Linked DNA regions of Homo sapiens: region 2 is linked to region 1. Evidence: chromatin contacts called from ENCODE Hi-C data. All regions are on one chromosome and are shown on one strand. The core of a region is the stretch at or near the end of the contact, and the rest is flanking DNA. Distances in the headings are between cores, read along the strand shown. Region 1 holds the start of RFC3 (replication factor C subunit 3). Region 2 holds the start of RFXAP (regulatory factor X associated protein).

The links. A loop is a pair of places that touch in the nucleus more often than their neighbours do. Pooled maps may share reads with other maps.
Region 2: a pooled map shows a loop between it and region 1 (12-fold over the local background). The contact joins the promoter of RFXAP here to the promoter of RFC3 in region 1. A Hi-C loop is called at or near these places in 5 of 50 pooled maps.

Annotation. Positions count from the first base shown.
Region 1 is chr13:33,816,698-33,819,749 of GRCh38, reverse strand. RFC3 (replication factor C subunit 3) reads right to left here and starts at 1,601. Exons shown (of 9, transcript NM_002915.4): 1 at 1,485-1,601. The coding sequence starts at 1,571.
Region 2 is chr13:36,817,840-36,820,864 of GRCh38, reverse strand. RFXAP (regulatory factor X associated protein) reads right to left here and starts at 1,643. Exons shown (of 3, transcript NM_000538.4): 1 at 908-1,643. The coding sequence starts at 1,507. LOC124903158 (a long non-coding RNA gene) reads left to right here and starts at 1,794. Exons shown (of 2, transcript XR_007063760.1): 1 at 1,794-2,698. RefSeq lists enhancers at 836-1,065, 1,076-1,125 and a silencer at 1,356-1,725.

The sequences.
Region 1 (3,052 bases), core at 352-2,851:
AATATACATTCCAAATTCTGTACAACAAAATGTGGCCACAGAAAATAAAATGTATTCTATCACTAGGAAAACTGAAGACAAAGCTATTGACGGAAAATGTAATTTGTCTATAAATGATGGATACTGCAGTAATCAATTTATTTTAAATTAGTATACATGCAGTATCAATAAAGAGACCAAAAAAAAACCTTCAATGTCACAACACTATCAACTAGTCTAATGATTTTTACGTGTACAATCTTTTCTTATTATTTCTTATTTTTAAGACGCACTTAATTAAATAGTATCTGTAAATCTAAGAAAGGTCGGAAGGGAAAACCAGGGTATTGGGCAAAAACGTTTCCATCAGCATCATATATTAATTTGAGTTCCTTAAAAGGAGTGGATAAATGTCTTCCACAGACACTTTATTCTCCTAAAGATCCTTCTTTACTCTCTACTCCCTGGAAGATTCAGTTCGTTCTCACAAAATATTGCCATTGGGCACTTTTATCAACTACAACAGACAAAGAGGCATCAGGATAGAGGGGAGAGGATCTTTCACAAAGCTCTAATCTCAGCCACGCACGGTGGCCCACGCCTGTAATCCCAGCACTTTGGGAGGCCGAGGCAGGCGGATCACCTGAGGTCAGGAGTTCGAGACCAGCCTGGCCAACGTGGTGAAACCCCGTCTCTACTGAAAAATACAAAAATTAGCTGTGCGTGGTGGCGGGCGCCTGTAATCCCAGCTACTCGGGAGGCTGAGGCAGGAGAATCGCTTGAACCCGTGAGGCGGAGGTTGCAGTGAGCCGAGACCGCGCCATTGCATTCCAGCCTGGGCGACAACAGCTAAACTCCGTCTCAAAAAAAAAAAAAAAAAAAAAAAAAACTAATCTCAGGAACGTCCTAATACAATTTATTTGAGAATTAGAAACGATCTTTGGAGTAAATACATATTTACAACACTTTACTTGTAAATGACAATGACATCGAGAAATCTTAAGCCAGCTAGAAAGTAAATCACATGGTGTCATCTCCGCTCAAAATGCTCCAACGGCTTCTCGTCTTATTCTGAGACTGACTGGGTCTGCACTCCAACTCCATCCCAACACATACACCCATCTCCGATTACCCTTCCCGCTGGTTCACCACTATCGGCTACGCCGGCCTCCTGAGGTTCTTAGAACATGCCGTGCACATCCCTGCCCGGGAATTTTGCACTTGCTGTCCCCTCTTACCTGTTCCACTCTTTGCTCGGATTTCTGTATTTATGACTTTTCAATTTCCTTCAAGTCTCGGCTCAGATGCCACTTCTCAGTGGAGCTTTTCTTGTTTAAAAATACAAGCCAGCCTCCCACACCTCTTCCCCCTTCCCTGTGTTATTTTTCTCCATAGCACTTATCACCTTCCAATGCGGGCGGGAGAAGCACTGCTCCTCAGGGGGGCGCGAAACCCCGAGCCGGGGGGCCTCCCCTCTCCCACGCTCCCGGCCCCCGCAGACTCACCAGGTTCCGCAGCTGGGCCGCCTGCTCCTTGTGATAGTCCAGCCGTCCCAAGGAGCAGGGCCGATACTTGTCCACCCAGAGGCTCATGGCAGCTCGAGTTCCCGGGGGCCTACGCTTGAAAATCCCGCGCGAGCGCGCGTCCTCCCCACAACGCAGAGACAAGTTTTCCCGCGAGCTCCAAATCTCGTGACGTCACTACCGGTCGCGGCCGCGTAAATGATTTTGGACGGAAAGGCTACGGGGGCCGTGTGCAGACAAAATCAGCTGCCGCGTCGATGCCCTCTAGTTCTGAAGTTCACTGCTTTATTTATTTTCTCTTTGTTCGCACCGTCTATTATATTCTAGAAATTATCAAGCGGAATTGAAAATGTGGTTCTGACCCTTTTGGCGTCACATCCAGATACCTCAGAGAAGACCGTTCCTTTCATTTATTCATTCTTTCATTCACTTAATTCATTCAACAAAAATTTACTAAATATCTGCTAGGTGTGGAACTCTGTCCTCGGCACTAGAATATATACATCTCAGGGTTTCACTCACTTGGCAGGTACCCAGTAAAGCTTCATTGGATGAATCGCTTGAAAATGTCTGATCTTCACTATCCTTTGTTACCTCTATTCCTCAATATTCTTATTGGATTAGAAACAAAAGAATCAAGAGCATGGAAAAACTACCCAAATGTGGTCTGTAGGGGAGAAGACACGAGGTTAATATGCATTCTAAGTCTAGAATATTTGAAAGCCCTCCAATTAAAATGTGTAGAAGCATCTGAACCCCTCAGAAAAATATTCTGCATATGAAGTTGATATGCAACTTTTGAAGTTCTCTTCAAATAGTGCCTCTCAAAATGCACTTTACTCATTGTACATAATATTAATTCCTTATTTAATTTATGCTTTTATTTTATGTATTATTAAGAACCCTAAGTCCTGCCATTTGATTGCAAGGTCTTACAGGCAGGAAATGATTTCCAAATATACTTAATAACCTTTCACCAAGGTGCCTCTTACTCATTTATTAATCAATAATTTATCATGTTCTTCTATGAATCGTCATATTACATGAATTACTCCTGCAGGTAAGGTATTATCCACACCACCAAGTATAAGATTTAATCCCTGTTCTCGAGAAACTTTCTATAATAAGCCTGGAAGGCTTCTGCCTCAGGGCCTTTGCAATTACTGTTTCCTCTTCCTGGACTATGTTTCTCCAGTCAGCAGAGTTGGGTCCCTCATTTCCTTCAGGATGTTGGCTCAAGTATTATCTCCTCACTGAGGCTTCCCTGACCACCCTATTTAATATTGCAAAAAAGCTTCATCTTCTTTATGCTTCTCTCCTTTGGAATTGAAATGGAGGAAGTGTTTGAAATGAGAAGGTAAAGGAAATCAGAAGCAGGGATACTGAATTGTGGTCTATGTGTATATCATAATCATAATGAATGATAATGGAAATAAGTACTGAGAGGAATAAAGAGAAGAACCAAGTGCTAGAATGATCAATAATTTGGCAAGAGTGACCACAGGCATGACAGACAACTTCAATAAGGAGCAGTGGTTGATGGTCTCTAC
Region 2 (3,025 bases), core at 394-2,893, 3.0 Mb before region 1:
AGCAACACTATGAATGACACACGATTTTAATGCCCATTTTACAGAGTTTAATAACCTATTCAAGCCACAAGGCCAGTAAATGATGCAACAGGGATTTGCACCCAGAAGTCGAACTCCAGAACACTGGTTTTACCTTTGACTCAGTTCAAATCAAACAATCCAAAAGTTTTTTGAGACTTATACCCCATTATCATCCTTTTTTTCCCCCCTCAGGGGTACTAAGAAAAGGGGTAGTGAGAACAGGGTACTAACAACAAGGATACTGAGAACAAAGTATATTAAGTATTGGGGTAGTGAGAACATGAGAACAAGGGACTAAACATAGGGGTACTGGGAACAGAGTTGTAAGAAAAGAGTACTACGTACAGGGGTACTACAGACAGGCAACTGAGTATAGCAGTACTAAAAATACGGTACTAGGAAGAGGGTTAACAGAACAGGACACTAAAAACAAAGTACTAAATACAGGAGTATTACAAATAGAGGTACTGAGAACTGGGTACTGAGAACTGGATACTGAGAATAGAGTAGTGAAAACAGAAAGAGATGACTTTCTCAGAAGTACCAACTTCATCTAGGTTCCTAAGTCTCCTTTAGCGATGAACCAGACCGATCATTTACTCTATGTCCTTCCAGCCATATCCCAGATCTATGACAGCTCTGCCGATGTCACATTATTTTTACTGAAATTTCTGCACCTATCATGAGTTCAACAGAACTGTTATTGCTTTGCACATGTTGGTATAAACTTTAATTTAGGGCAAACACTCTAATTCTCAACCACTAACCCAGTCACTGCAAACCGGCCCATTTGGAAGTGGGGAGGCAGGCCCTGCAGATGCGGTTTGCGTTAAGATCGGGTTTCTTCTTCCACCTCCCATCCCCAGGCCTCAGCTAAGTCTGATACCTCGAGTTTGACGTTTCCCGCGCTGCCAGTCGAGGCAGTCCCACCGCAGTTCAGGGCCTGGTCGCTCTTCTTCTTTTTATACTTGTCCTTGTACATCTTGTTGCGGTGTTTCTTGCACATCCACGGTTTGCGCTGCTTGGCCACCTGGCTCGTGGTCTCGCTGCAGCCTTCGTAGGTGCAGGTCTTGCTCATGCTGCCCCCACCGCTGCCCCGCCTCCGGGCGCCCCCGCTGCTGCCCTCGCCCCCCGAGTGAGTCTCCTCGTCCTCTAGATCCTCCAAACTAGCCGCGCTCTCGCCTCCCCCCGGAGGGTCCGAAGTGTCTAACAGGTCCGCCTCGTCCTCCCCAGCCTCCTCTTCGCCATCCCCGGCCCCTTCGCACAGGTACCTAACGGGCTTGCCCGCCCCAACGCTGCCCCCGGGGGCCGCAGCCTCGTCCTGCCCAGCACAGGGTTGCATCACTAGCAGGGTGAATTGAGAGGCCGCGGCCGCCACCGAGGCTGGCGCCAAGGTGGGAGCCGCAGCCGGGGCTAGGGCCGCGGGGTGGGGCACGCCGCTGGCGGCGCCCGGCCCCGCGCCCTCCGCTACACCCTGCGCCTCCATGCTGCTAAGACCTGGCCGGGGTCCACGACCCCGGGCTTTTAGCACCTGCTTGGCCTAACGGCACTTCGCGAACCAAAGACTCAGGACACGCTGGGGTAAAAGGCGCCTATACCGGGAAGGCGCCCCGACTGCGCCTGCGCGACCGCAGCCTGCGCGTCAGCGTGTGTACGCCCGCGGGCTGTCAGGGAGCGCGGCGCCTCTGGGGGCGGGGCTGAGCGCACAACCAACGGGACTGACTGCGCATGTGCGGCCGCGGCCCCTTCGGCCAGCTGGGGGATTCGTAGACAGGGTCTGGGGGCTGTGTCAGGTGAAAACCTGCAGTGGCTGGCAAGGCAGCGCCGTTTTACCTGATCCTATTGTATCTAAAGCGGTTCAAAGTATCTTCTACAGGAGTTCCAGTATGCAAATTAGGATTGTTCCTGAGCGGTCTCACGACTTGTAGTGTTAGGATGCTAATTTTATTATTTCCCCCACAAACTGCCTGCAAGGGGAGATTTGAAGCTGGGATGCAGTGGTGTCACAGCCTAGAGTCACTAGCTCGCAGTCCATGAAGGCAGAGGTGGCTTATTTGAAAATAGTGGAGCGGAGAGGGATGGGCCACACCTTTGGCCGAGTTGTATTTGCATTGAGGGATAACTTTGTTTTTTTTCTCCTGGAAACTCACTTGATTGTTAGTACTTGCTCTTTGCTGTGGCTGCTGAGATAAGTCTTAACGTTTTCGTTTAACACAGTGAAAATGTGTGAAAAGGAATACTGAATGGCAAACGTTTAAAAAAACAATGAATGTTCTACCAGTTCTATCAGTTGCTGGGCAATTGCTGGTTGTTAAATCTTGGCTTGCCCAAATCCCAGGAGAGAAAATATCCTGCCGTATCCTGAACTGTTAAGTAGATGTTCTTTTTCCCTTCATCCTATTCTTTCGCCTAGTCAGATTTCCCATCCCACCTACCGGAAAGCAATGACTTTATTCAACAAACTATAAATCCATTCACACTAAGATGTTTGGGTGCTGACATATAGGTAGATCAGTTATGTTTTAAAGAGAGGCATATGGAAGGGAGAAGGTTTGGAATTAGAGCAACCTAGGTAGTACTTCCTGTGTGACTACAGCAAGTTCGTGACAGCCTCTCCGAGCCTCAGTTTCCTCATCAGTAAAGCCTGCAGTCGGTGGTGTGCTAGCGCCAACTGATGGTAACTGGTTGCTAAAATTTCAGGAATATAATTAGCAGAAAAATTAAACACTGCTATTATTAAAAGTCTTACTACATAAACTTACAATAAGATTATATTAAAAACAAAGGGTACAAATCTCAAAACTCTTCATTTTCTAATTATTTTATTATGTTTTATCATTATCTGTGCTTTTAAGGTTATTTATGTCTATTGTATCTGTATGCGGAAATATTATTTAGTGGTGTGTTACTGCACATTTTCCCAACTCTGCCTTCAGTATGTCATGTTGATTGCTTGAAATCAGCCACTTTTGGAGTATTTACACCAGGGAAATGATCAAATGCT